2 separate regions of the Homo sapiens genome follow, and region 1 is linked to region 2. A link is a loop called in an ENCODE intact Hi-C map of the cell type or tissue named here. Cell type or tissue: gastrocnemius medialis. All regions are shown on one strand. Links, peaks and the distances in the headings refer to the core of each region. The heading gives the core; the rest is flanking DNA.

What was found. Hi-C counts contacts between places; a loop is a spot of excess contacts. Peaks named below come from ENCODE experiments on the same cell type or tissue, not always from the same donor. Only the 100,000 strongest peaks of a DNase experiment are listed, where the experiment ranks them.
Region 1: it touches region 2 in a loop (4-fold over the local background); 7 of 110 quality-filtered maps call a loop at or near these places.

Annotation. Positions count from the first base shown.
Region 1 is chr22:17,261,171-17,276,111 of GRCh38, forward strand. It overlaps CECR3 (cat eye syndrome chromosome region, candidate 3), which reads right to left and starts at 5,563. Exons shown (of 3, transcript NR_038398.2): 1 at 5,353-5,563. RefSeq lists enhancers at 1-220, 2,359-3,185, 3,186-4,012, 8,333-9,321. In gastrocnemius medialis, for the core only: a CTCF peak has its summit at 7,427 (motif pointing right); a DNase peak (open chromatin) is centred at 5,699; H3K4me3 peaks cover 312 bases; H3K27ac peaks cover 2,962 bases.
Region 2 is chr22:17,494,319-17,509,259 of GRCh38, forward strand. It overlaps CECR2 (CECR2 histone acetyl-lysine reader), which reads left to right. Exons shown (of 19, transcript NM_001290047.2): 3 at 3,085-3,268; 4 at 5,092-5,231; 5 at 6,313-6,417; 6 at 8,764-8,813; 7 at 10,529-10,698. Among named protein-coding and RNA genes, the nearest start is that of SLC25A18, 62 kb to the right of the region's middle. RefSeq lists an enhancer at 1-588. In gastrocnemius medialis, for the core only: a CTCF peak has its summit at 7,567 (motif pointing left); no DNase peak of the experiment used is centred there; H3K27ac peaks cover 2,252 bases.

The sequences.
Region 1 (14,941 bases), core at 3,811-11,810, 230 kb before region 2:
TCACCAATACCTTTCCCACAAACAAGAGATGCCTGAGAAAGACCTGGTCATGCAGGAGGTGGTGAGTGGCTACTGGAAGAAATATGGTGGCTGGGGGAGGGGCAAGGGAGAAGTCTGCCTGCGGTTGAGCAGGCTGGCTGGAGAGCCAAGGCCAGTGCCCACTAGTGACTCTCCCGAGGGGTGTTGCCTTGGTGGGCTTCCCCGCTCTGGCCTTTTGTCACCTTGTTTGCTGAATCCAGGTAAAATTTTTGACCAAATTGGAAAGCAATTCCGGGGAGTTGGAGTCAGATCTGTCCCTACCCTTGCTGTTGCTAATGAGCTGTATGACCTTAGTTGAGCCATTTGATCTCTCTGCAACTGTTTCTTGGGCTGTGAAACATGGGGGTTGGAGTCTCTGATTTCTAAGGTCCTTTTCAGCTGTAAGTTCTAAGGCCTGTGAATACCACAGTGTGATGAAGCCAACTGGGTGGTGGTGAGGGCCTTGTAAGTTTCAGTCTTACTGCAAGCCGGCGATAGAATTCTCCCCATGTCTTTGTTAAGAACTCTTGGCCGGGCACAGTGGCTCATGCCTGTAATCCCAGCATTTTGGGAGGCCGAGGCAGGTGGATCACCTGAGGTCAGGAGTTTGAGACCAGCCTAGCCAAGATGGTGAAACCCCGTCTCTACTAAAAATACAAAAACTAGCTGGGCGTGGTGGCTAGCGCCTGTAATCCCAGCTACTCGGGAGGCTGAGGCAGGAGAATCATTTGAACCCAGGAGACGGAGGTTGCAGTGAGCCGAGATTGCGCCACTACACTCTAACCTGGGCGACAAGAGCAAGACTTCGTCTAAAAAAAAAAAAGAACTCTTGTTGCTGAGAAATACTTCAGGAGTTCCTACTGTGTGCGAAGCAACGTGCTCTCTGCTGTGCATGTGGGGAGGTCTTTCCCCCTTTCCTCTGAGGGCTCATAATCTAATAACAGATAAAAATAATTCCAATAAAAGGCCATAAATGCAAAATGTCTCATCCTTTCCACCGGCTTCAAAGTCAGGAAGATCTGAGTTTGAGGCTAGGTCCACCATTAGGAGTCCTTGGGTTACTCGGCTCATTTAATCTCAGTTTCTTTACCTGTAAAATGGTCATAATAACAACTGTGTCACAGGGTTATTTTAAGAGTTAAATGAGATTATATATGGGCTGGGTGCGGTGGCTCACGCCTGTAATCCCAGCACTTTGGGAGGCCAAGGCGGGTGGATCACGAGGTCAGGAGTTCGAGACCAGCCTGGCCAACATGGTGAAACCCCATCTCTACTAAAAATACAAAAATTAGCCAGGCGTGGTGGTGCACGCCTGTAATCCCAGCTACTCAGAGTACTGCTTGAACTTGGGAGGCGGAGATTTCAGTGAGCCAAGATTGCGCCACTGCGCTCCAGCCTGGGCGACAGAGCAAGACTCCATCTCAGGGGAAAAAGAAAAAAGAGTTAAATGGGCCTGGTGCAATGGTTCACACCTGTAATCCCAGTACTTTGGGAGGCCAAGGCGGGCAGATCACTTGAGGTCAGGAGTTGGAGACCAGCCTGGCCAACGCAGCGAAACTCAGTCTCTATCAAAAATACAAAAAGTAACAGGGCTTGGTGGTGCACACCTGTAATCCCAGCTACTTGGGAGGCTGAGGCAAGAGAGTTGCTTGAACCCAGGAGGAAGAGGTTGCAGTGAGCTCTGGCCTGGGCAATAGAGTGAGACCCTGCCACAAGGAAAAAAGAAAAGATAATATTTGTAAGACAATTACCATGGTGGTTGTCACATCATTAAGTGCAAAATAATTGTTAGTGGCAAGTATTTATTGGCTATAGTGCAGCAGGCACTGTGCTAGGCCCTGAGATAGTGGAGATGAGGGACAGGACTCCTGGTCTGCAGCAACTCACCAGCAGGTAGGGAAAGAAGCAGGGAGCAATGACAGTACCCTGAGAGGGCCGTGACAGAGCCAGGTGGGAGAGGCATCGACACGGGGAGGGCAGCAGGCGCTGACTGCGGGCTCAGGCAGGCATGTGAAGTAGTGACCGCACTGCCTGTTGAAGCAGGGCCAGTGGTGTTCACCGGAGTTAAGCAGACAGAGCAGTGGGGAGGTGGGAGAAGCTCAGGTGCCAATGAGCCCGACCCTCAGTGCTTCTGCAGAAGTGAATGCAGTCAAGCAAGGTGGAGTGTGCATGGGATGATGGTAAGAAATGAGCCTGAAGGTTGGCGTCAGAAAGAAGGGACGTACACAAGAAATGTTTCCTTTATATTAGACACACTATTTCCCTTTTTGACCTAACCACCAGGCAGCTCGGAACCAACTTTTAGGTTCAAATGTTGCAGCACTTCCTTGAATCCTACTTTTCTGATGGGCTTATTCCTTAGCCCCAGCTTTCTCTAGACCCTGGATCTCAACCTTTAATCTGGTTTTGGGGTTTCTGGCACTTGTGCCATTAATGATAAACTGCCTTGAATCTTTTTGGATACACTGAACATATGTGGTGTGTAAATAAACAAATGAACTATAAAATACAAACATGCACAGATAAGAGTGAAGTCAGAGCCTTTAGAGTGCGCTACGCCAGGGCGGCAGCATCCCTGGTGCCCGGTCAGCGCCTGGCACATCATAGGAGCGCAATCAACAGCGGGTGACACAGAATGGCGGCAGAGAACATTTCACCTAAAAGAAGGCTTCTCCACAGAGCACACCAGGACGGACCCCCAGAACCACTGGCTGGCTGTATCCCACCTTCAGGTTCTTGATTGGAGACTCCTTCATGTATCGTTCACTGATCCTTGTGGCTGAAAGTCTTGTTGCTCCAGCCAGATGGCAAACTACACCTCAAGGACAGACACTTGTCATACATGCCTGTGTCCCCCAGAGCTGCACCCAGCACAGAGCTGGTCACAAAGTGGCCTCCCCAAATTTCTGTGGCTTTAGCCTAACAAACACCTGCAATTCCTTATAGCTGAACAAAGATGAATGACCCTAACCCGTTCAAGTCAGGCTGGACTCCTTCCACTCTGATCATACATTTGGTTTTACAAAGCGCTGAGCGACAGGAAGAAAGAATGGCTCTTACTGGCCGAGTTGAAGGGCTTCGAGCACATTTTTCTCAACAGCACAATCTGGCTCCCTGACACAAAAGGCAGGGAAAGGAAGGGGCAGCGGCTCCCAATGAACAGAGACGGATGGCGGCCGGGCCTCTGCCGCCACTGCTGTGCCCACTGGGCAGACCAGCCACATCTCCTGGCTCAGGCCAAAGACTAGGGCAGATGACACATGGGGTACTCACAGGAGAGCTGTGCTCAGGGCTTCCTGCTGGCCCCGGAACCTTCCAGAATGGCCTCTCACACACTCCCCGCCCTCCCTCCTTCTCTCTGTCTCTCCCGGAACCTTCCAGAGTGGGCTCTCACACACTCCCCTCCCTCCCTCCTTCTCTGTCTCTCTCTCTCTCTCAGTGAAAGGACTTCCTTGGCAAGAGTGTCAGGTTTCAGTTGTCTGTGTCCTGGGAAATTACAAGATCTTTCCCCTTTCTCTTTTTAGCTAGGATTACACATGCAGAGCCATTTGGCTCCCCTGGCCTGCGCAGCTGCTGCCGGCCGGGCCGGGGGATCATGCCAGGCAGCCCAGCCAGAGGTGAGCTGGGTCACAGGGGTGAGCTGCCAGGCCTGCTCACCCCTCTTCTTGGTGTGATCCCCTCAAGTCCAATCCCCAGGGACCTTCCCCAGGAATGCTGAGAGCACCAGCTGTCCCGGCCATGTCAGGCATCTGGCCACCAGGTCTCCTTCCACTCCAGGGGCAACCACCGCCAGAGGGAAAAACGGAAACACCAGGTTATTTGTGATCTGCATACTCACTCCTCGTTTAGAGAGACAAGCAGGAGGCCAGGGGAATAGATGGGACTGTGGGAACAGCCAAGGGCAGAGGGTGAAGGGCGGCGATCAGAAGGAAAGACGGAATGCCCACACATTCCCTGCCGCTCCCGGCTCCAGCCGTGGAGGAAGCGGGGCTCGGAGGACATTGCACCAGACAGGTCTTGTTTAGAAAATTGGAAAAGAACAAATATTGATTACAAGAGTGCAGGAGAATGGGCCCTTCCATCATCAAAAACAGGTATTCAGCCAGGCGAAGTGACTCACGCTTGTAATCCCAGCACTTTGGGAGGCAAAGGCAGGAGGATCGCTTGGGCCCAAGAGTTTGAGACCAGCCTGGGCAGCATGGTGAAACCCAGTCTCTACAAAAAATACCAAAAATTAGCTGGGTGTGGTGACGTGTCTGTGGTCCCAGCCATTCGGGTGGCTGAGGTGGGAGGATTGCTTGGGCCCGGGAGGTCGAACCATGTTCACACCATGGCATTCCAGCCTGGATGACAGAATGAGACCCTGTTTCTAATAATAACAGTAATAATAATAATAAAATACATACTCACTAGCTATGACTCTGCTTTACAGGATAATTGGGGCAAAAATGTTCTTGGGTGAAACTGGGTAACCTAATTTGAAAGGTCTGGGAAACATGGCCCAATTTCAGCCTCGCTCGCCACTCACAGGCCAAGTGGAGGTTGCGGTTCATAACATACTGGACACTAGACATCACTAATGCCTTCATTCTACAAATGGGAAAACCATGGCTGAGAGGTCACCTGATCTCCCAAGTTCACTCAGAGACGTGGGGATGGGCCGAGCTCCAGAGCCTGGGCCTTGCCCTGCTCCACCCCATACAGCACGAAGTTCCCTGGCCAACTAAGGAAGGAGTGCAAGGTGACTGAAGAAAACAAAAACAAACAGAACTGACACAAAAAACAAACAAACAAAACTGAGTGCCAAAGAAGGAGAATTTGGGGGCTGAGGCTGTGGCTGCAGAGTGGGAGTGGGGATAATCAACGCTGGGCTCCTGAGTGTCTCTGGAAGGGCGGGCCCTGGTGTCCAGAGCGCCTGGTGCCCACCTTCCCCTTTCCCCCAGGGCCCCTGTCTGAGAGCTCTTCTACCCACTCCTGGCTGCTGGGGCACCTGATATTTTCCAAAACACAATTTTCACACCCTTAATAGTGGGCTGCGGAGGAGTCAGGATCAGAGCCTCTAGCTCAGATTTCCTTCCCTGAAAGGATACGGTCTTAGAAACTGCATGCTGTGCAGAGTCCTATCATTCAGAAGAAACACAAAACCCAAGCCCTGGGGAGTCACGTGGCCACCACGGATGCCCCGGCCTCGGACTAAGCTAAGGGCATTAGCCCGGGTGGCCTGTAGCTGCTCTGCAGCTCTGATCAGTCCTACAGACACATGGCACCCCCCACCTGTCACCTTTAGGACCCTCCAGTCAGGCCCCCTTAAGATGCAGTGTTCCCCATGCTCACCTTTGAGGCTTACTCTGCTGCTAAGGAAACAGCATGCAACTTCCCAGGGTTATGAGAAATAATTTTCCTAGGAATGTCACCAGCTGCAGACGCCCCTGTCATAAACTGTCCCAGCTCTAAGCCGCCTAGGGCTTTTATCCCCTCCTCTTAGCTACTCATTACCCAGCTTAATTAGGCCAGGAAATGCTGGCGCTGAAGACACTCTCGGCAGGAGGCAGGGCTGGAGGAGAGATTCTCAGCAGCGCCACTTCCTGAGGCTTGATCTGGGGGCTGGGGAAGGCTGTGGAGGAGGTCGGCTGGGGATGGCAGGCTGCGTCCTCCAGTGAACAGCTGCTGGGAACGAAGCAGGGATGCACGCATTTGCTCCCCAGGCCCTCCAGGGAGCTGAGGGTTGCACTTGTTTACGGTAACAGCACCGGATCTGAAGGCCTTGGAAGGCTCTGCCTGCCCCCACCCCAACCCTCCCATCTCAATTAACCAGCTTCACCACCCCACCCCCACTCTTTCCTAGGGAAGAGGTTGAAACCTCAGTTACCACTCACAATATTTCAGCCCCAACCCTGACATAATCACAGTCAAAGACCCAGCCTGAGATGCCTTCCATTTTCAGCCAGCCCCTGACCTTCACCCTGAACCACCTTGGTCATGCACAACCTCCTGGTTCTTCACTAGGTGGAACACAGGAATGGGGTTGCCTGCTATAGAGCTGTATGTGCTTCACCCAGTTTTGGAGCTTTCTGCTCCAGTGGCGTTGGAAGGGGAGTAGCAATGTTGAGGGTTCATAGAATGGGGTTTATATCAGACAGATGGGGGTCTAGACTGTAGCTCTGCCCCAGGTCATTCTGTGACCTTGAATATGCTATTTCATTTTTCTGCACCTAAGTTTCTTTAGCTGCAAAAATGGGGGTGCTAATATCGGCTTCTTGGGAGGTTGAGATGATCTTATATCCTTATAGTAGACACAGGCAAATGTTCAGTAAGAAGTGGCCGGTATCTCCGATGTGGGGCACTAGTTCAGAGGCCTGCAGTTACCAACTTTTCTTTGCTGGGAGGTATGGAAAGGGGAAAACTAGTATTAATGAGATCCCGCTATCTGTGGAAGGTATTCATACTTACACGATTTTCCTTTCATTTCCCAATTATCTGTGGAGGCTTTGAGATTTAAATGAGTAAACTGAGGCTCGGAGAGGGTAGGAGGGTGAGTCATGCCTCATGAGTGGCAGAGCAGATCATACAACAGGGCTACGGCAGATGCCCAGGGCTGCTGAGTCTGGGACTGCTTCGTGGCCTGGAAATGTCAGAATGACACCAGTCTAGGCCAGGCGCAGTGGCTCAGGTCTGTAGTCCCAGGACTTGGGGAGGCCGAGGTGGGCGGATCACTTGAGGTCAGGAGTTCGAAACCAGCCTGGCCAATATGGTGAAACCCGTCTCTACTAAAAATTCAAAAATTAGCCAGTTGTGTTGTTGGGCGCCTATAGTCCCAGTACTCAGGAGCCTGAGGCACAAGAATCGCTTGGACCCGGAAGGCAGAGGCTGCAGTGAGCTGAGATCAAACCATTGCATTCCAGCCTGGGCGTCAGAGCGAGACTTATCTCAAACAAACAAACAAACAAAAGAATCACACCAGCCTAGAGCGAGTAGGATGACTAGAATCTCAGCAGCCACAGCACCAGGTGGATCATCGCCCTGGAGAGGGGAATATGAGGGCTGAGTCACAGTGTCATCCAAAAAGGACTTGTCAGCCTCTGCAGAGGCTGCCTCTCACCTGCGGAACACGTACCCACTGTGCTGTAAGTCCTGGAGCAATTTGCTTCAGCCTTCTCAGGTGTATGGTTTTATGCCTTGGCTTTTCCATTGTGTCCACATTTTCTCAGAAAATGCAAACTTCTTGAGAAGTGACCTCATTTCCCTCACCTGCAGCAAGACAAACGTAATTCTTGGCACTCAGATATGCAATAGTGCTGTGATTTTAACTTTTCTATGTAACTGTAACTTTGAAAAGTACTCTCCCATTCCACCAAGCAAAAAAAGAAAAAAAAAAAAAAGCCCCAGGGCAGGGGTGGAGGGATTGGGGCGTAAGGGGAACCTCCAATTCCATCCAGAGGAGGGCACTAGTCCATCTGCTCAGGCCCTCCACACATCGAGGTGCTCCTAGGTCCCCAAGAAAATCTCTTGATCCACCCAAAGAATCCCAAACTACTGACCATTGGTTTCCAAGGTCCATGAGTCATGACACTCTTAGACTTACTTAGCTGGTAAGATGCTTCTCATTTGAAAAACACAAAATCAAGAAAGCTCCTGGCTGAGCAGCTAGAGGCATAAGAAACCTTGGAATCCTAAACCATCAGGGTCTCTGGCTTTGTCAGTCTCTGTTGGGATCCTAGATAAGTGAAGTCAGGGGTAAAGAAAATAAATCGGCAGCTTCCCAGGGTGCTGGAAAGGCTGTCAGGCAGAACTTCCTTCCATGTGGCTCCAGGGAGCAGAACTTGGGTAAAGCTTCAGAAAGGCCGCTGTGGGCTTCACATGCAGCTGTTCCTAACCCCTGGGGCTGTCAGGAATTCTGTCTTGCTAAGGAAGGAAGGCCAGGCAGTGCAGGTGCAGGTGGGGGTTCTGGGGAGGTGGGTGCTGGGGGACTGTGCACCGAGGAAGATGTGGGGCCCTCAGGGTCACACCTCCCACCCCCAGAATTCTACAGACAAAGATGCTGTGATGTATAACTAGGAAAGGTGAAGGTGGGGGGACAGCCACTGAAACAGAGCCAGGATGTTGAGCTCTAACCCAGGGATTTTCCTCTCAACACCATCTGGGGCACGCTTTTAGAGCATCTCCCCTCCCCATTCACTCTACACCTCCTTTCCACCCACCGGGAGGCTCCATCTTCCTCAGTTGACTCCCACACAGAGGCAGAAGAAGGAGAAGCTGCCTCCACCCTGAGGAGCTTGGGGGCAAACATCTGCTCCCTACCATTGTTTCCCCTTATTTAGTGGGTGGGAAGGACCTGGCAGAGCTCTTCAGCCAAATCACACACCCAGGTGGCAGTTTGGTGAACCCTCCTCCAGGGTAACTGGGGAAAGCTGAAAATGCCTGTTGGCCTGACAGGGGTTTTCAGAGTGTCACTCCCATGCTGAGTGGGTGGGGCGGAGAGGTGACATTCACCCTCCTCGGCAGCACCCCTTATGTCCCTCGTGTGTTCTCCGGCTGCAGAGCCCAGTGAGGCTATGCAGTGACAGATAGTCACTTGTGCCTCTCTCTCCCTTCTGCTCCCCCCCGCCCCTGCCACTTCTACCCACCCAGGCTTGCAGCAGAGGGCCTGGAGTCTTGGGTGTGGGCAGGTGTTTATCTCATCAGACAACTAAAGTTTTGCCAGGGCTGGGCTGCGGGTTCACGCATTCACCTGCTGACCTGCTTAGGAAACACAGGGCAGGGTTTTGTTCCAGTGCCTTCCTGGCAGCCACACCCACTTAACACCAAATTCCCAATGCCAGGTCTGAGACAGAGGGGATCGCAGTGGAGACTGCACTCGCTTCAGCAGTTACCAGCTCTGGTAATATCTGTTGAGCAACTGCTCCATGGCAGGGCTGGGGAGGTGGCCCGTGAACAAATTGGCCAGGGCAGGTCCCTGCTCCGACCTGTGGTGCTTGCAGTCACCGTCTGGGGAGGGACTGCAAAACCACACAGACAGTACGACAGACGGTGCACCATGAGGAGAAGGTCTGGCTTCCATGAACATGTGCCACAGCGGGAGCAAAGTAAATGAGATTGGAGGGGGCCAGGAGGAAATGACATTGAAGCTCAGAGGAAGAGAATTTAACCAGGACTGGACTGTCTTCCGGGGGCGATCAGAGCAAAGGCGCTAAGATGACAGGAGCCACTATGCGTCTGAAGAAGCCAGGTGGGTGCTGACTCACAGTTCTTATTCTGGTCTTTCTCATGACTTACCTGTGGCCTGACCCACAGCCCTTCATTTCTCCCTGGACAACGTGGCTGTCCAGAGGAGAGGAGACTGGGCGTCCAAAGTACTGCCAGCCCCTGCGTTGTTATTATCGATTACAACGTGTTATTTCCAGCTTCTACCCTCTCCACAAAAAAAAGAGCCTTCTGGGAGAGGACACCTGCCCAGACATAGCCTGGACTCCGCAGGGGTTCCCACAAGCACATCCAGGCTCTGTCATTCCCTCCTTGTAGATGATCTGGCAAATTTGGAGTTTGACTCCTAATTCTGCTGCCTCAATCCCTGCCCCTCCCCTCACATGAGCACTGTGGACGGTCGCATGTGCGCTTCCCCTGTTGAACTCAGACACGCATGCATGCCAAAGGGAATCATACATTTCTTCTAGAATTTATTTTTCTTTTCTTTTTTTTTTTTTTTGAGACAGAGTCTCGCTCTGTCGCCAGGCTGGAGTGCAGTGGCTCAATCTCAGTTCACTGCAGCCTCCGCCTCCTGGGTTCAAGCAATTCTCTGCCTCAGCCTCCCAAGTAGCTGGGATTACAGACACCCACCACCATGCCCGGCTAATTTTTGTATTTTTAGTAGAGACAGGGTTTCACCATCTTGGCCAGGCTGGTCTTGAACTCCTGACCTCGTGATCCACCCACCTCAGCCTCCCAAAGTGCTGGGATTGCAGGCATGAGCTACTGCACCTGGCCTAGAATTTCTTTTAACTGAATAATTTATCTTCCATTAATACATGTGCTTCTATCCTTGTTTGTTTTTCGTTTTTGTTTTTTTGTTTTTTTGAGACAGAATCTCGCTCTGTCGCCTAGCCTGGAGTGCAGTGGCGCCATCTCGGCTCACTGCAAGCTCCGCCTCCCGGGTTTACACCATTCTCCTGCCTCAGCCTCCTGAGTAGCTGGGACTACAGGTGCCCGCCACCACGCCCGGCTAATTTTTTGTATTTTTTTTAGTAGAGACAGGGTTTCACTGTGTTAGCCAGGATGGTCTCAATCTCCTGACCTCGTGATCCACCCCTCTCGGCCTCCGAAAGTGCTGGGATTACAGGCGTGAGCCACTGCGCCCGGCCCTCTCTTTGTTTTTATTTTTATTATTTTTATTTATTTATTTATTTTTGAGACAGAGTTTCGTTCTTGTCGCCCAAGCTGGAGCGCAATGGCGCTCTCTCAGCCCACTGCAACCTCTGCCTCCCTCATTCAAGCTATTCTCCTGCCTCAGCCTCCAGAGCAGCTGGGATTACAGGCATGCACGACCATGCCTGGCTAATTTTGCAGTTTTAGTAGAGATGGGGTTTCTCCATGTTGGTGAGGCTGGTCTCGAACTCCCAATCTCAGGTGATCCGCCCGCCTCTGCCTCCCAAAGTGTTGGGGTTACAGGCGTGAGCCACCGTGCCTGGCCTCTCTCTTTGTTTTTAACTGCTTCATTGTTTTACTTAGTCTGGATGTCATAATTTATTTACTTGTTTGTTTGTTTATGTTTTTAGAGTCAGGGTCTTGCTCTGTTGTCCAAGCTGGAGTGCAGTGGTGTGATCATGGCTCACTGCAGCCTCGACCTCCCAGGCTCAAGAGATCCTCCTGCCTCAGCCTCCTAAGTGGCTGGGACTACAGGCATGCACCACCATGCCACCAAATTTTATATTTTTGGTAGAGAGGGCCTTGCTGCTTTGCCCAGGCTGGTCTCAAACCCTCAACCTCAAGCTATTCTCCCACCTTGGCCTCCCAAAGTTGCAATTACAGTTCTTATCCACCAGGATGTGATGATTTATTTAATGATTTCCTTATTGATAGATATTTTGGGTCCCCCTTACCTTTTATTTATTTCTCTCTTTTTTTTGTGTGCTATTTTACCTAGGGTTACTTTTTAATAAGGTGAACTTAAGGTGGGTTGGAGTTCAGATTTTTTTTTTTTTTTAGAAAACTTACAACAGATAAAGATGAGGAACCCACCACTAACGATGTTGAATTTGTTTTTGTTTTTCTTGTAATAAGTCCTATTTGGAACCTTGGCCCATTTGCTACTGGGCCAGCCCCCTCCTGCTAGGATGACCTTAGCCCCCTGGGCCAGCCCTGCTTCCCCAGTCCCTACCCCCTGGTGCAGTGGTGATGAGACACCTCCCTCTGCTTCCTCTGAGCCCTCCTTCGACACTGATAGGCCGGGCTCACCCTTGCAGGGCTGGAATTTGCCAAGCTTGCCTCCCTCCCTCTGGGAATGAGCACTCCCCACCCCTCCCCCTTCATTTTCTCTGGAGCCTTTGGGACAAACAACTCTCTAGGACGGAGCTACCTCCTAAGGGAGGCCCCTCTGGCCTCTTCCCTGGCATCTGTGACCACCTGCGTCTGCCACAGCTTCTCTGGTCCAGCCTGACCTGATGAGTCTATTTGTACTTCCTCACTGTCTTCTTTGAACCTTGATTTCTGAGGAAGTTTCCAATCCCACCCCCAGCCAGAGTCCTTCCTGTTCTCTCATGATGTTTCTCCCCAGCTCAGGGCCTTTTGTTTTCCACCCCAACCCTCCCTGCAAGTTTGTCCCCCTTTGCCAGGAGCTCTCCAGCCCAGCAGCCTCTCTTCTTACTAATCTCTTTTCCAAACGCTGTCTTCTGTAGCCAGGTCTACCCAACAGAAAGTGAAGAAGGTTGGCAATTATCTAATGAGTCCACACAATGTAGACAGCCAATTAAAATATCCTTGACACAACCAATCCCCTCCGCTTTGTTGAAAGCTGAACTCCAGTGAGGCCTGCCCCTGACAAAATCTGTCACACAATCTAGATGATTGGGGTGACAAGAACCGATGTTTATCTAACTAGCAAGTGAGAATTTCAGCTTTCTCTAGGTCTGGCTGCCATCTCTCCAAATAAAGGATAGTCCAATGTACCCACAAACAAATAAACGAAACAAAAGAGAAAACACACACCACAAAAACTGCTTTCTTAGAGTTGGTGTCTAATTGTGAACTGAAGTCCACCCTCAAAATAGGAATTTCTGTGGAAGGTACTGTTTTTGTGGTGACTCGAATCCCAGCGTTCTATCTGTAGGTGCACCCTGGTGCAAAACACAGTGCACAGTGGAGTGCTGTAGCTTTCGCGTCTCCAGGGACTTTGACGTCCCTCCCTCTTGCCTTGTTGAAAAATTCAAACTAGAAGAATCCTATGAAATAAAATGCAATTAATAAGCACTCTTTAGGTGTTTAGGGTTGGTTAAAGACAGAAGCCAGGGCCGGACGCGGTGGCTCACACCTGTAATCCCAGCATTTTGGGAGACCAAGGCAGGCAGATCACCTGAGGTCAGGAGTTCGAGACCAGCCTGATCAACATGGAGAAACCCTGTCTCTACTAAAAGCAGAAAATTAGCTGGGCGTGGTGGTGCATGCCTGTAATTCCAGCAACTTGGGAGGCTGAGGCAAGAGAATCACTTGAACCTGGGAGGCGGAGGTTGCGGTGAGCCAAGATCACACCATTGCACTCCAGCCTGGGAAAGACAAGAACAAAACTCTGTCTCGAAAAAAAAAATAGCTGGGCGTGGTGGCGGGAGCCTGCAGTCCCAGCTACTTGGGAGGCTGAGGCAGGAGAATGGTGTGAACCCGGGAGGCAGAGCTTGCAATGAGCTGAGGTTGCGCCACTGTACTCCAGCCTGGGTGACAATGCGAGACTCCGTCTCAAAAAAAAAAAAAAAAAAAAGAAAGAAGCTACTTCTCTGACTGCACAGTTATCTTCTATTTGACAATTTGAGTCAGAACATTTAATCTTCCACTTCAATTATTTACAAAACACTTAAATTATTTTAGTTATTTTCTTTCTTTCTTTTTTTTTTTTTTTTTAGTAGAGACAGGGTTTCACCGTGTTAACCAGGATGGTCTCGATCTCCTGACCAAGGATGGTCTCCATCTCCTGACCTCGTGATCCGCCCACCTCAGCCTCCCAAAGTGCTGGGATTACAGGCATGAGTCACCGCGCCCGGCCTATTTTAGTTATTTTATTAAACTGACACTAGATGTATTATTATTATTATTTTTTTTTCAGATGGAGTTTCACTCTTGCCCAGGCTGGAGTGCAATGGCCCGATCTCAGCTCACTGCAACCTTCGTCTCCCGGGTTCAAGTGATTCTCCTGCCTCAACCTCCCAAGTAGCTGGGATTACAAGCACCCGCCACCATGGCTGGCTAATTTTTGTATTTTTAGTAGAGACCATGTTTCGCCATGCTGGCCAGGCTGGTCTCGAACTCCTGACCTCAGGTGATCTGCCCGCCTCGGCCTCCCAAAGTGCTGGGATTACAGGCATGAGCCACCGTGCCTGACCTCATTATTATTATTATTTCCTTTTATTATTATTATTATTTTTTTATTGAGACAGAGTATTGCCCAGGGTGGAGTGCAGTGGCACAACCTCAGCTCACTGCAACCTTCATCTCCCAGGTTCAAGTGATTCTCCTGCCTCAGCCTCCCCAGTAGCAGGGATTACAGGCATGTGCCACCACACCAAGGTAATTTTTGTATTTTTAGTAGAGACGGGGTTTCACCATATTGGCCAGACTGATCTCGAACTCCTGCCTCAAGTGATCCATCGGCCTTGGCCTCTCAAAGTGCTGGGATTACAGGAGTGAGCCACCGCGCCAGCTATTTTTTTTTTTTTTTTTTTTTGAGACGGAGTCTAGCTCTGTCGCCCAGGCTGGAGTGCAGTAGCACCATCTCAGCTCACTGCAACCTCTGCCTCCTGGGCTCAAGGGATTCTCCTGCCTCAGCCTCCAGAGTAGCTGGGATTACAGGCCAGCACCACCACGCCCAACTAATTTTTGTATTTTTAGTAGAGACGGGGTTTCACTATGTTGGCCAGGATGGTCTCCATCTCTTGACCTCATGATCCACCTGCCTCAGCCTCCCAAAGTGCTGGGATTACAGGCGTGAGCCACTCTGCCCAGCCTTTCTTCCTTTTTTTTTTTTTTTTTTTTCAAGACGGAGTCTCGCTCTGTCGCCCAGGCTGGAGTGCAGTGGTGCGATCTCAGCTCACTGCAACCTCCGCCCCCACGCCGCCCTCCCCGCCCCGCCCCGCCCCGCCCAGGTTAAAGCGCTTCTCCCGCCTCGGCCTCCTGAGTAGCTCGGATTACAGGCACCTGCCATCATGCCTAGCTAATTTTTTTTTTTTTTTTGTATTTTTGTAGCGGCGGGGTTTCACCATGTTGGCCAGGCTGGTCTCTAGCTCCTGACCTCAGGTAATCCGCCCGCCTCGGCCACCCAAAGTGCTGGGACTACAGGACTGAGTCACCGCGCCCGGCCTTATTTTGTCTTGTTTTAGAAAATAAACCAATAGGCCAGGCGCGGTGGCTCATGCCTGTAATCCCAGCACTTTGGGAGGCCGAGGCGGGTGGATCACGAGGTCAGGAGCTCGAGACCAGCCTGACCAACATGGTGAAACCCCATATCTGCTAAAACTACAAAAATTAGCTGGGCATGGTGACACATGCCTGTAATCCCAGCTACTCAGGAGGTTGAGGCAGGAGAATTGCTTGAACCCGGGAGGCAGATGTTGCAGTGAGCCGAGATCATGCCACTGTACTCCAGCCTGGGTGACAAAGCGAGACTCCGTCTCAAAAAAAAAAAAAAAAAAAAAAAAAAAAAGAAAGGAAGAAAGAAAGAAGATAAACC
Region 2 (14,941 bases), core at 2,989-10,988:
TGGGATTACAGGCGTGAGCCACCATGCCTGGCCAAACTTTTTCATTTTCAAATTCACCGTTACGACACTGTCTGCATTTTAATGTGAGTTTGAACTACTCTTTGCCCGGCTCCTCACTCTGGAAGGGTTGGTAGCAACTTCACAGACAATGGAGAGGCAGCCAGTCCAAACCCTGCAAGGTTCAAGCACTCAGTAATGGCCGGTGCTCGTGTGCTGAATGTGAATGCTGTAGTCCAGTGAGATTTGTGAGAGCCCTGATTGTTAGAACTGTTACGCTGCATTTTGATAAAGCTGCCATACTCATGTTTTCCCCAGTGAGATAGTAAGAGTAGGGGAAAGATGTTTCTTCTCTCTTTGAAAAAGCAAACTGTTTAAGTGTTTTTTTGTTTTTTTTGAGACAGCATCTCACTCTGTTGCCCAGGCTACAGTGCAGGGGCACAATCTCGGCTCACGGCAAACTCTGCCTCCCAGGTTCAAGCAATTCTCCTGCCTCAGCCTCCTGAGTAGCTGGGACTACAGGCACACGCCACCACGCCCGGCTAATTTTTGTATTTATAGTAGAGATGGGATTTCACCATATTGGCCAGGCTGGTCTCAAACTCCTGACCTCGTGATCCGCCCACCTCGGCCTCCCACAGTGCTGGGATTACAGGCGTGAGCCACCGCGCCCGGCAAACTGTTTAATTTCTTATTTGCCTAAGCCTTCTTAATTTTTTCCACAAATATTTCCTTTCACTTTGCTGCAAATATAACTACCATAGATTATAAGTCAACATAGTAGTTGCCTAATTTTAAAATGATACCAATAACTTCTTTAGGCCTCTTTGCTTATTAATAAGAAAAAACTTTTCACATCAAGCATGAGGTAAATTAGATCTTGATTCTTAATAGTTGAGATGTAAAATAACCATCTAACAAACAGCACATTATTACATGGAAGGCATATTTAGGTACTAATCAAAATACGTGGCTGGGCACAGTGGCTCACATCTGTAATCCCAGCACTCTGGGAGGCTAAGGCAAGCGGATCACCTGAGGTCAGGAGTTCAAGACTAGCCTGGCCAACGTGGTGAAACCCTGTCTTTACTAAAAATACAAAAATTAGCCGGTCATGGTGGTGGGCATCTGTAATCCTAGCTACTCAGGAGACTGAGGCAGGAGAATCACTTGCACCCAGGAGGCAGAGGTTGCAGTGAGCCAAGATCACGCCATTGTACTCCAGCCTGGGCTACAAGAGCAAAACTCCATTAAAAAAAAAAAAAAAACGGGTGTGGTGGCTCACGCCTGTAATCCCAGCACTTCGGGAGGCCGAGGCGGGTGGATCATGAGGTCAGGAAATCGAGACCATCCTGGCTAACACAGTGAAACCCTGTCTCTACTAAAAATACAAAAAATTAGCTGGGCGTGGTGGCAGGCGCCTGTAGTCCCAGCTACTCGGGAGGCTGAGGCAGGAGAATGGCGTGAACCTGGGAGGCGGAGCTTGCAGTGAGCCAAGATCGCACCACTGCACTCCAGCCTGGGTGACAGAGCAAGACTCTGTCTCAAAAAAAAAAAAAAAAAAAAAAAAGGTATTTACACCTGGATGTGGTAAGACGCACTTATAGTCCAGATGCTCTGGAGACCAAGGTGGGAGGATTGCTTGAGCTCAGGAGTTTGAGTCCAGCCTGGACAATATAGTGAGACCCCATATGGGAAAAAATATATTTAACACAATTATAGGGTTTCCAGACTGTACTGAAGAAAAAATTTAAATTGCCATCTAGGTGTCTTAAATGTTCTCTGCAGAAAAACTATCTTCAAATTTTAATATACAGACATGGGAGGATTGCTTGAGCCCTGGAGTTCAAGACCAGCCTGGGCAACATGCTGAGACCCCATCTCTGAAAAATCAAAGAAAGGACGGGCACGGTGGCTCACGCCTGTAATCCCAGCACTTTGTGAGGACGAGGCGGGTGGATCACGAGGTCAGGAGATCGAGACCATCCTGGTTAACACAGTGAAACCCGGTCTCTACTAAAATTACAAAAAGAAATTAGCCGGGCATGGTGGTGGGCGCCTCTAGTCCCAGCTACTCGGGAGGCTGAGGCAGGAGAATGGCATGAACCCGGGAGGTGGAGCTTGCAGTGAGCTGACATCGAGCCACTGCACTCCAGCCTGGGTGACAGAGCGAGACTCTGTCTCAAAAAAAAAAAGAAAGAAAGAAAAATCAAAGAAAAAAAATTTAGAATGCAGTGTTCATGCCTTAAAGTTCATGTATAATAGAATATGAAATTATAGTTGCATATCAGTGTAGCCATTTGTATTCTGGAGGACTTTCTGCCTTTGTATCTTAACCTGAAATATAAATTAGGTTAGGCCAACTATGCGTTTCTTTTTTCCTTTTTTCTCGCCACCTAAGTCATGAACCCAACTTTGTACTGTCTGAACCGCAGGGTGTCTTCAGTTGTACGCGTAGCGGGTGAGACTTTTGCCTCAGCTTCATAACCTACACATTTGATTATGCTTTTACCCATTCCACCAGAATGTGCTATTCGGGCTTTAAAGTCAACCTATTCTGTGAAAAACCCTCTTTATATATTTATCTTCCTTGATAGTTGACAAAACACAATATCCATGTAAGTAGGCTGAAACTTCATGAGGGACTTCCTGTTACTGTTTTTCATTTCTGCTTTCTGTGTAAAATTTGTCAACTGGGCCAAGCGTGTTACCTCACCCCTGTAATCCCAGCACTTTGGGAAGCCAAGGCGGGCGGATCGTGTGAGCCTGGGAGCTTGAGAACAGCCTGGGCAACATAGGGAGACCCCTGTCTCTACAAAAAATACAAAGATTAGCTGGGTGTGGTGGTGCATGCCTGTGGTCCCAGGTACCTGGGAGGTTGAGGTGGGAAAATCTTTTGAGCCCAGGAGAGCTGCAGTGAGCTGAGATCTTGCCACTGTGCTCTAGCCTGGATGACAGAGCGAGACCCTGTCTGTATAAAAACAAAAATCTGTTAGCTGTCAGATCATGAGTTCTCTCTCTCTCTCCTTCTCCCAACCAACCTATATTTTATATTAATGTATTTTTGTGTTTGGGGCCCTGGTCTAGGCCTCAGACATTCCACAGCTACCTAGAGGACATCATCAACTACCGCTGGGAGCTCGAAGAAGGGAAGCCCAACCCTCTGAGGGAAGCCAGTTTCCAGGACCTGCCTCTTCGCACACGGGTGGAGATCCTGCACCGACTCTGTGATTACCGGCTGGATGCAGACGATGTCTTCGATCTTCTAAAGGTATGCTTAACTGGCGAACCTTTCCCTGTAGCTGTGAAAAGCCAGCAATCAGAAATGTAGTCAGAACGTAAAACCCAAAGATACTAAGCCAGAGTTTGGCTTGTGGTACTAGTCTTGGTACTATTCATTGCCAATAACACTGTATGGAAAACCATGACTGCTGTAGCCACGGAGATGCAAGATGTACATCCCTATGGAAGTACGTTATTTTGGTCTAATTTCTAGTCTGGTTTCATCTTCCTTTACGTGCACTGAGTCCTATCTGCAATAGGTACAACCAGAGGACCCTGTTTGTTCTGTCATCAGCCAAACCTGCAACTAAATCCGCCACTGAGTTTTATTTTTCAGGGTGTAAATTTGATTGAAATATTTACTGAAATCTCCAAGAACTTGAAACCGTATATGTTAGTGAAGGTCATCCTCTACACACATCCACGTTACAAAAAATGTGTTGAAGGAAGCTGTGGCCATCTCTCTGTCCCCCTTGGTGTGGTTATCTGTTTAGAAGTATATCCTAGAGGGGGCCGGGTGCTGTGGCTCACGCCTGTAATCCCAGCACTTTGGGAGGCCAAGGCAGGCAGATCACGAAGTCAGGAGATCGAGACCATCCTGGCTAACACGGTGAAATCCCGTCTCCACTAAAAGTAAAAAAAAATTAGCCGGGCGTGGTGGCAGGCGCCTGTAGTCCCAGCTACTCGGGAGGCTGAGGCAGGAGAATGGCATGAACCCGGGAGGCGGAGCTTGCAGTGAGCCGAGATTGCGCCACTGCACTCCAGCCTGGGTGACAGAGCGAGACTCCGTCTTTAAAAAAAAAAAAAAGTATATCCTCAAGGGAGAGTGTGGGTTATTGCTTTCACTCATAGGGAAGTCAGTTTCTAATCCTGTTCCATCATCAGTGATTAAATGTGGTGATGACTTCTCAGTTGAGCTCTGGTTATGGGCACATTATAAAAAAATCATTGTGTAATTTAGCACGGTCTTTGCTGAGGACTCAAGGACTTCAGTAGCAGTGAGAAGGCCAGTACAGGTCAGCCCCCGAGGTAAATTGGGAGCCCTGTCACTGGAACTCAGCTGGAGTGAGAGGTCACAGGAGGTTATGCCGGAACTGCCACAGAGGATCCCATGGGGCAAAGCTTGCCCCGTGCCTGATCCACCCGGTTGTACTTGTCTTTCTTTTCGTGTGTGCTCACATAAAACAACCGCTCCCAGCCAAATCTGTAAACTGTTCATCAGGATTGCTGTTGGATTCTCTCTTTTTTGAAAAGGGAACAATGGTGGGGATAGGGAGCATTGTAATATTTCCATCTCTTGTTCCTCAAAGTAGGTACCACCTTCCCATTATATCCGTGTTTCTTATGCTGATTGAAAATTACATAAGATACTTGGACATTTTTATTTATTTATTTATTTATTTATTGTTTGAGACAGAGTCTCTCTCTGTCGCCCAGGCTGGAGTGCAGTGGCATGATCTTGGCTCACTGCGACCTCCACCTCCCAGGTTCAAGCGATTCTCCTGCCTCAGCCTCCCGAGTAGCTGGGATTACAGGCGCGCGCCACCACGCCCAGCTGATTTTTTGTATTTTTAGTAGAGGTGGGGTTTCACCATGTTGGCCAGGCTGGTCTTGAACTCCTGACCCCATGATTTGCCCGCCTCAGCCTCCCAAAGTGCTGGGATTACAGGCGTGAGCCACCACGCCCAGCGATACTTGGGCATTTTTAGATTTGAGTTATGCTTACGTGTAAATTTGGAATCCTCGTTCTGGTTTTTTCCTGGTGCGTTTTGTTCCCCATTTCCCCAAACCCCTTTTCCGTGCTCTGTGTAGGGCCTGGATGCAGACAGTCTCCGTGTGGAGCCATTGGGTGAAGACAATTCTGGGGCACTATATTGGTATTTCTATGGAACACGAATGTACAAAGAGGACCCGGTGCAAGGAAAATCCAATGGAGAACTCTCTTTGAGCAGGTATGTTCTTCAGTGTTAGGGCATGATAGCTACTGTATTAAAATGTCATTAAGATTAAATGCATCAGAATTCTACAGCACAATTTTTTTTTCCTAATGAAGGAATTCTCTAAGCATGCCTGCAAAGAGATGGTAAGGAGATACTTCATGCAAAAACAAAAAGGAATTAATTCTCTGCTACCAGAGGGGTTAAATATACTTTTTTAATCTGAAGTTCTTGATAGGAGGTTTCTGAGAAATGCCACTCCTCTTGCCACAGGCTATTTTAATATAGCAGGTTTCTTCTCAGCAGCACAATCATTTCACTGCAGTAACAATTTCATCTTGCATCATCAGTCCTTGAGATCTCCTTATTTCGACTAGAATTAATGATGTAGTTTATGCCAGGCGCAGTGGCTCATGCCTGTAATCCCAGCACTCTGGGAGGCCGAGGCGGGCGGATCACGAGGTCAGGAGATCGAGACCATCCTGGCTAATACGGTGAAACCCTGTCTCTACTAAAAATACAAAAAATTAGCCAGGCGTGGTGGCGGGCACCTGTAGTCCCAGCTACTCGGGAGGCTGAGGCAGGAGAATGGTGTGAACCCGGGAGGCTGATCTTGCAGTGAGCCGAGATCGCACCACTGCACTCCAGCCTGGGCGACAGAGCGAGACTCCATCAAAAAAAAAAAAAAAAAAAGAATTTAATGATGTAGTTTATGAACGTTAGTATCCATCAGTTTAAGAACAGAAGGAATTTAAATGATGCCTGAAACATAAGCTTTACTAAGTAAGGAAGAGGCCGCATTTCCATAGCATCCCAAAACAATGCTAACCTCTTATTTAGGCTTTCTTACTGCTAGGAGAATGCTTACTCTTCGGAAGGTGTTAGTTAGATCTTAAGCACATTTTAGTATTGCAAAATGTTAGTTTTCCTCAGATCCACAGTCTAATAATGAAGACTGGAAGTTGCTGTTCCCTTTTCCTTTCACTGCTACATTTAATCCTTTTTGGTAATCTCATGGCCAGAAATACTGTTTTAAAATCATATGTAGCAATGCCAATCCTGTGCCAGAACATTTCTATTTAATATTATTTATTAGGGAAAGTGAAGGACAAAAAAATGTCTCAAGTATTCCTGGAAAAACGGGAAAAAGAAGAGGAAGACCCCCAAAACGGAAGAAACTGCAGGAGGAGATTCTGTTGAGGTAAGAAAATCTTGTTAGTTGTGGTCATAGACCATGGCAGAAGGGACCTTAATTCATTTATTCCTTTTTCTTTATTTTGCCTGTGCCATGGGAAGCACATTATTATAGCAACCTGAAACTGAGTCCTTATGAAATTACCACATGTGCAGTACAGTCAGGAAGCCCTTAGTGTGTGACATCTGGCAAGTCACCTCCCCTCTCTAAGCGAGTCCTCTTACTAGACGATGGATGTGCACTTAATGAGGATTATATTGAACAAGACAGTTTTTTTCATTCTTCAATTTTATATTTAATTTTAGCAAAGAAAGATACTTGGGGGATTTTCTTTTATATGTCATTATCTTCTAGGAAATTTCACCATGTGAATCTTGCTATAGGACTTTTCAAAATCTGACCTATGCTGTGTAAATACACTTTTTACTTAAGGATCAGCTCTATCACTAAGCCTATTGAAGTGAGGCTGTATTCTTAAAAATTCTGATAACTCAGGACAAGTGGCTTCTTCCCTTCCTACTTAATCTAAATGCTTGAGTTAGGCTGAATTTCACCCTGTCACTTTTTAACCACTAAGAAATATTTCTGGGAAATCAGATTAAGAATATAGATCACTCAGGAGATCGAGACCATCCTGGCTAACACGGTGAAACCCCGTCTCTACTAAAAATACAAAAAATTAGCCAGTCGTGGTGGCGGGTGCCTGTAGTCCCAGCTACTCGGGAGGCTGAGGCAGGAGAATGACGTGAACCTGGGAGGCAGAGCTTGCAGTGAGCCGAGATTATGCCACTGCACTCCAGCCTGGGCGACACAGCGATACTCCATCTCAAAAAAAAAAAGAATGTAGATCACTCAGATCCTGATTTTAACTCAATCAGCATCCACTTAACTTTACAGAAGTTCAGCTTCAGATTGCAGCTGCCTATTTCTTGCTTATCCGTTTCTGTGACAAATGTCCTGTAATTACTTAACGTTTTATGTATCAACACCTGTTTCCGGGTTTGTTAGGATTTCACACGTCCTTCGATATTCAGAAAGCTGCATGATACCTGTCTCCGTTTCCCCATAAGTATCAAGAATCACAGTAGCTTAGGGTTGGGACTGTAGAATCATTTTAACAAGCATCCATGGACTTGTGCTACCCTCTACTGGTGACTTTTTTCCTTTAGAGCTGTGTGTGTAAGCCAGTATTTAAATATTTTTTCATTAAATTTAAAATTCAGTTTCTGGTTCACGCTGGCCACGTTTCAGATGCTCAGCAGCCACATGGTTTATTGGATAATGCCAATATAGAACATTTTCATTCTCATAGAAACTTTAATCGAAAACAAGCGAAAAGTCCACAGAGTGTCCTTTCTGTTTCAGGGATACAAGTGAAAATGATACTTCATCCTAATGCGTTATACACTTTGCATTTTGTCATTTAATCTCCAACGTCCCTGTGAGGTAGGCACTATTAATAGCTCCATTTTGGGGGAAAGTTAATTAACTTTCCTGAGGTCACATTGTAAGTGGCACAGCTTGAATAGAGGCATTCCCCCTTCGGAGCCCATGCTCTTAACCCTCTGCCTTAGGTAAGGATCAATTATAATAAATACACCTGTCTTCAGTGCGGCCCTGAATCAGGGAGGAGGACATTGGAATCCCTACAGTTCTTTTTTCTTGGCATTTAATTATTAACAGTTGCATCTCTCTCTTGACTGGAGCAGTGATAAAAAACAAGAACAAACAAACAAAAAAAACAGTGCATCTGTTTGATTTCCAAAAAAAGCTTTAAAAGTTACTGTTTTCTGGCTGGGCACGGTGGCTCACGCCTGTAATCCCAACACTTTGGGAGGCCAAGGCAGGCAGATCATGAGGTCAGGAGTTCAAGACCAGCCTGGCCAACATGGTGAAATCCCGTCTCTACTAAAAAATACAAAAATTAGCTGCACCTGGTGGCGGGTGCCTATAGTCCCAGCTACTCAGGAGGCTGAGGCAGGAGAATCATTTGAACCTGGGAGGCGGAGGTTGCAGTGAGCTGAAATCGCGCCATTGCACTCCAGCCTAAGTGACAGGGCAAGACTCCGTCTCAAAAAAATAAAAATAAAAAATAAAAGTTACTGTTTTCTTATGCATTGATACTGTTGCCATAACATAGGGTAGCTGTATGTCAGTACTTCCCTCCTAGACCAGCATGCCTGCATCTTAGTGTTCATTTATTCAGCGTTCCGCCTCCAAGCCTTGTCCCCTTAACACACACACATACACTCTCTTTGTGTTAAATTAATGGGTTCTACCATCCTGGGGTGGCACAGAACAATTTTGGACCTGTCTTTGTTTTAATTGGCACCTCTTTTTCCTGTGTTTCAGTGAAAAGCAGGAAGAAAATTCCTTGGCATCCGAGCCACAGACAAGACATGGTAATGTTCTTTACTGGCATTTAGAAAGAATTAAATAAATATGATTCATTTATGCTAGGGTGTTGACTCTTTTTCTAGAGTCATACAAAGTAAAGGTTATTGCAATAGCCTTTTACCTACCCCCTGTACTCTTCTTCAGTTCTCCTCCTCACACCTTATCCTGTGCCCAGCTCATCATCTGACTAAGGATTAAGATCAGAACTAGATCTTTTCACTAGTGCCCTGTTTACTGGGGACAGTGTAATAGACACCTTAACGTTGGAGTGAATAACCAGCTTCTCAAAGAGAGGTCTTTTTAATGTCAGTGCTTCATGACACAATGGTTTCCTTATAGGTTTACTACATACTGGTTTCCTACCTAGATTTTAATTTTGTAATCCAAATAACATAAAAATGGGAGGCACATACCAGTTTGCACAGTGTAGTTGAGGCAGGGTAGACTCAGCAAAGACTCAAAATCAAAACCATTTCTGTCAATATATTTAATCATTTCTAGACTGTGAATATCTATCTTGTTAAATTCACAGTAGTTATATTTGTATTGCCTTTAGACATTACATTTTTTTTTAGTTGTTAACAATGACTTTAACAGGAAAACCAGAAGTATACATTGTCAACTTTAAAGTCAAAAAGAGGCCATTGTGGCGGCTCATGCCTGTAATCCCAGCACTTTGGGAGGTCGAGGTGGATGGATCACTTGAGGTCGGGAGTTCGAGACCAGCCTGGCCAACATTGTGAAACCCCATCTCTACTAAAAATACAAAAATTACCTGGGCGTGGTGGCAGGCACCTGTAATCCCAACTACTCGGGAGGCTGAGGCAGGAGAATCACTTGAATCCAGGAGGCGGAGGCTGCAGTGAGCTGAGATGGTGCCCCTGAACTCCGGCCTGGACAACAGAGCAGGACTCTGCCTCTAAATAAATAAATAAATAAATAAATAAATAAAATTTAAAAGTAGGCCAGGTGCAGTGGCTCACACCTGTAATCCCAGCACTTTGGGAGTTCGAAGCAGGCAGATCACTTGAGCTCAGGAATTAGAGCCCAGCCTGGACAACATGGCAAAACCCTGTCTCTACGAAAAATACAAAAGTTTAGCTGGATGTGCTGGTACACACCTGTAGTCCCAGCTACTTGGGGGGTGCTGAGATGGGAAGATGGCTTGAGCCCAGGAGGTGTAGGTTACAGTGAGCTGAGATGGCACCACTGCACTCCAGCCTGGACAATAGAGCCAGACGTTGTCTCAAAAAAAATAAAATTAAGTAATAGGTCTCTTTTTTGAGTTCCTTATTTTATTTTTTTTATTTTTATTTATTTATTTATTTGAGACGGAGTCTCACTCTGTCGCCCAGGCTGGAGTGCAGTGGCGTGATCTCGGCTCACTGCAAGCTCCGCCTCCCGGGTTCACGCCATTCTCCTGCCTCAGCCTCCCGAGTAGCTAGGATCACAGGCGCCCGCCACCGCGCCCGGCTAATTTTTTTTTTTCTATTTTTAGTAGAGACGGGGTTTCACCGTGTTAGCCAGGATGGTCTCGATCTCCTGACCTCGTGATCCGCCCGCCTCGGCCTCCCAAAGTGCTGGGATTACAGGCTTGAGCCACCGCGCCCGGCCGAGTTCCTTATTTTAGTCATGACCCACAGTAGAAACAAAATTGAGAATAAATAAGGAAAGGTCCTCATGGGATCTCCTGTAGTGAATCCGTTCCTTTATTTTCTAGGGTCCCAAGGGCCAGGCCAAGGTACTTGGTGGCTCCTGTGCCAGACAGAAGAGGAATGGAGACAGGTCACCGAGAGTTTTCGCGAGAGGACCTCCCTTCGAGAACGGCAGCTCTACAAGCTCCTCAGTGAGGACTTCCTGCCTGAGATCTGCAACATGATCGCCCAGAAGGTGCGCCACACTCTCTGCTCTGTCCTCCTCAGTGTTAGGCCTGATGCTGCATTATTTAAGGATTATTCATGAGACCTTCCCCATACACCCCACTGTCCTGGAAATAGTGCAGTCTTCCATCCTGTCTGAACTCCAGTGTTAGAATGGGACCTCATGCCACCCCCTCTCCTTCACTGTGGGTCCTATCATGTTCTCCTTCCCCCAGAAAGTCCTCAGTGTCTACCACCCACCAATAGTGACGGTGGCTTTTCACAGCCTGGAACCAACTTTCCTTCTCCCATACACTCCTCAGGAAACATTCCTTGAGTCCCTGTGTAATGCTTTAAAAAAAAAAAAAATCTTGTGGGTTTGTCTTTGTCCTTGTAGCTCCATTGCCAGCCCTTTGCCTGGCTCTACCTGATTGTGTCCTCTTCACCAAATTCAGGGCAAGCTATAGTCTCATAAACCATATGCCCCATATTATCATGCATGTACACCCTACTTCATGCATTTTCAAACATCCTTCATCCTCTTTTTCCTTTTTTTTTTTTTTTTTTTTTTTGAGTCTCTCTCTGTCTCCCAGGCTGCAGTGCAGCGGTGCAATCTGAGTTCACTGCAACCTCTGCCTTCCAAGTTCAAGCGATTCTCCTGCCTCAGCCTCCTGAGTAGCTGGGATTATAGGCTCACACCACCACCACGCCCAGCTAATTTTTTGTGTTTTTAGTAGAGACAGGGTTTCACCATTTTGACCAGGCTGGTCTAGAACTCCTGACCTCAAGTGATATACCGCCTCAGCCTCCCAAAGTGCTGGGATTACAGGTGTGAGCCACTGCACCCGGCTTTTTTTTTTTTTTTTTTTTTTTTAAGGACAAGCTCTCTCACTTTGTCGCCCAGACTGGAATGCAGTAGTGTGGTCACAGCTCACTGTAGCCTCGATTTGCCAGGCTCATGTGATCCTCTCATCTCAACCTCCCAAGTAGCTGGGGACACAGGCTCGTGCCACCACACCCAGCTAATTATTTTTTATTTTTTGTAGAGACGAGGTCTTGCTCTGCTGCCTAGGCTTGTCCCAAACTCCTAGCCTCAATCTATCCTTCTGTCTTGGCTTCCCAAAGTGCTGGGATTATAGGCATGAGCCACTGTGCCCAGCTTTTATTGCTTTAAGACAGGGTCTTGCTCTATTTCCCAAGCTGGAGTACAGTGGTGCAGTCATAGCTCACTGCAGCCTCAATCTCCCAGGCCGAAGTGATCCTCTCGAGTAGCTGGGCCTGCAGGCACATGCCACCACGCCTGGCTAATCTTTTAATTTTATCTGTGCGTAGGGTTTCCCTATGTTGCCTGGGCTGGTCCTGAACTCCTGGGCTGAAGCACTCTTCCTGTCTTGGCCTCCCAAAGTGCTGGGATTACAGGTGTGAGCCACCACACCTGGCCCCCTCTCTACTTCCTTACCCATTTAAATACTACTCTCTCAAAAGCCTTACTTAAATGTCACTACGTCCATGAACTGTCCTTGTTTCCCCCAGCCTTTTGTCGCTTAACATGTTTCTTTATGCTTATTTTATATCTTTGTGAGTTCAGGCTTCTTCATCTCAAGGACCATGTCTTATCTTTTTAACAGCCACGACACTTAATGTCATTTCTTTTCATGTTTTTTTGTTTGTTTGTTTGTTTGTTTTGAGACAGAGACTCGCTCTGTCACTCAGGGTGGAGTGCAGTGGCACAATCTTGGCCCCCCGCAGCCTCCACCTCCTGGGTTCAAGCGATTCTCATGCCTCAGCCTCCCAAGTAGCTGGGACTATAGGCGTGCGCCACCATGCCTGGCTAATGTTTTTATATTTTTAGTAGAGATGGGGTTTCGCTGTGTTGGCCAGGCTGGTCTTGACTCCTGGCCACAAGTGATCCACCCACCTTGGCCTCCCAAGTGTTATGATTACAGGCGTGAGCTACCACGTTTAGCCTGCCTTGCCTTTTCTATGGTGGTTGGTTGATAATTATTCAGTTTGCTTATTTCATATCGATAATAATATTTCTGATTATTGATACATGTTAATAGAGGACCAGAAATATTTGACCACTTGCCAGTGAAATATGAAGAGAAAGTATTTGTAAATCATCACTGCAGTACCTACAGGGAGGCAAACATGTCAAATGTATTATTTAATTTATTGTAGATCTGGTGCTGTGTCTAACCCTTAAGCAGGTTGATGCTTTAGGGAAAGTCCTAGAAATTACCTTTCTCTAATAACGGGAACTTACAAACAGTGCTTCAAGACTTCCGCCGTCCTGGATGATCCAGAAAACCTCCGTTTCACCATCGGTGTACTTAAGTTCATGTACGATAATTGCATTCTGTTTTTGTGATCAGCAATTCACTGCAACAATTTTTCTAGGAATTAAAATATATAATCTAATTTTCTTAAAGTAACAATGATGTAAAGAGATAGTTTTTATGACTTTGTGTAACCTTGCATATGACTTTATTGATATCATCAGTCATGGCACATTAAATTATCTGGAAATATACCCAGTCACCTTAAGCCTTCTTTTATCATTTCTGCTTTTTTACTGCTATATTCAGCCTAACATTTTGGGGGATAGAAGAATTAAGGGGAAAAAAAACTTAAAGCATAAAACTGATGATTTTGATTAAAAATTTCAAGCATTGATTCTTTTCAAAAGGAGAAAAATTCAAATAAGGTAACCCTTAAATAGGGTAATCTTTAAATACAATTTTCAAGAACCATGGAGTTGCAGACCAGAAAGAAATAATGGATTTGATATTTTCAAAGAAATAGATAGTGCTTTTAAGTTCAAAAACCTCAATGAAGTCCTATTAACCAGAAGAATAGTATAGTAAGAAAAATCTAAATTGGGAAGTAGAAAATCTTAGCAGACTAATAATTAGGGAGTTCTCACAGAAGGATCGATTTATTCACAGGTAAAGTTTTCTAAACCTTCAAGGAAAAGATAACTTCCAAACATTTCCAAAATGAAAGAAATAACTGGAAGCTACTCTGTTCGTTCTGATATAGATATCTTTGAACGCCATACCTGATAAAATTAAACATACTCTCCTCATTCCATAGTATATACAATAATGCCCCAAGTAACCATGTTTTGGTCAATGACAAACCATTTATACCACTGTGGTCCCATAAGATTATAATTGAGCTGAAAATTTCCTATCGTCATAGCCTTTATGACACTGTAGCACAATTCCATTTCTTTTTATAAATTGAGTGCAGCCTGAATGCATTGTGTTTACAAGGTCTACAGCAGTGTACTGTAATGTCCTAACCTTCACATTCACACCACTCAGTCACGGACTCAGCAGAGCAACTGCCAGTCCTGCAAGCTCCATTCATGATAAGTGCCCTATCTCGGTGTGTCAGTTCTTAAATCTTTTATACTGTATTTTTACTGCACCTTTTCTATTTATGTATGTTTAGATACACAAATACTTTACCATTGTGTGTCTGGGATTGTAAGTAGTAGGCTACACCACCTAGGAGCAATAGGCTATATATCCTGTAGTCTGGGTGTGTAGTCGGCCCTACCATCTAGGGTTGTATATAGTAGACTACACCATCTAGGAGTAATAGGCTATACCCCATAACCTAGGTGTGTAGCACACTACATCGTCTAGGGTTGTAGTAGGCTATACCATCTAGGACCCTCAGGCTGTACCCCATAGCCTAGCTGTGTAGTAGGCTATGCCATCTAGTCCCTGAATTCTATATTGTTGAAAACATAACAAAATCACCTAAGAATGTGGTTTCTCAAAATATATCCTCATTGTTAAGTATAACACATGACTGCGTGTCAGATTGTTAATAGCGAGAAGTAAAAGCTGTCTTGTTACCAAAAGAGTAATGTTTGAGACTATCTTACTGGTAATACTGTTTTGCAGTCTTATCCAGTGTAACACAATAAAGAATAGTAAGATGCAACATTTAAAAATGTTGACCTGGGGCCAGGGACGTGGTGGCTCATGCCTGTAATCCCAGCACTTTGGGAGGCCGAGGCGGGTGGATCACCTGAGGTCTAGAGTTCAAGACCAGCCTGGCCAACATGGCAAAACCCCATCTCTACTAAAAATGCACAAATTAGTCAGGCATGGTGATGGGTGCCTGTAATTCCAGCCACTCAGGAAGCTGAGGCAGAAGCATTGCTTGAACTCAGGAGGCAGAGGTTGCAGTGAGATGAGATCGCACCACTGCACTCCAGCCTGGGCGACAGATGGAGAAAAAAAAAGAAAAGAAAA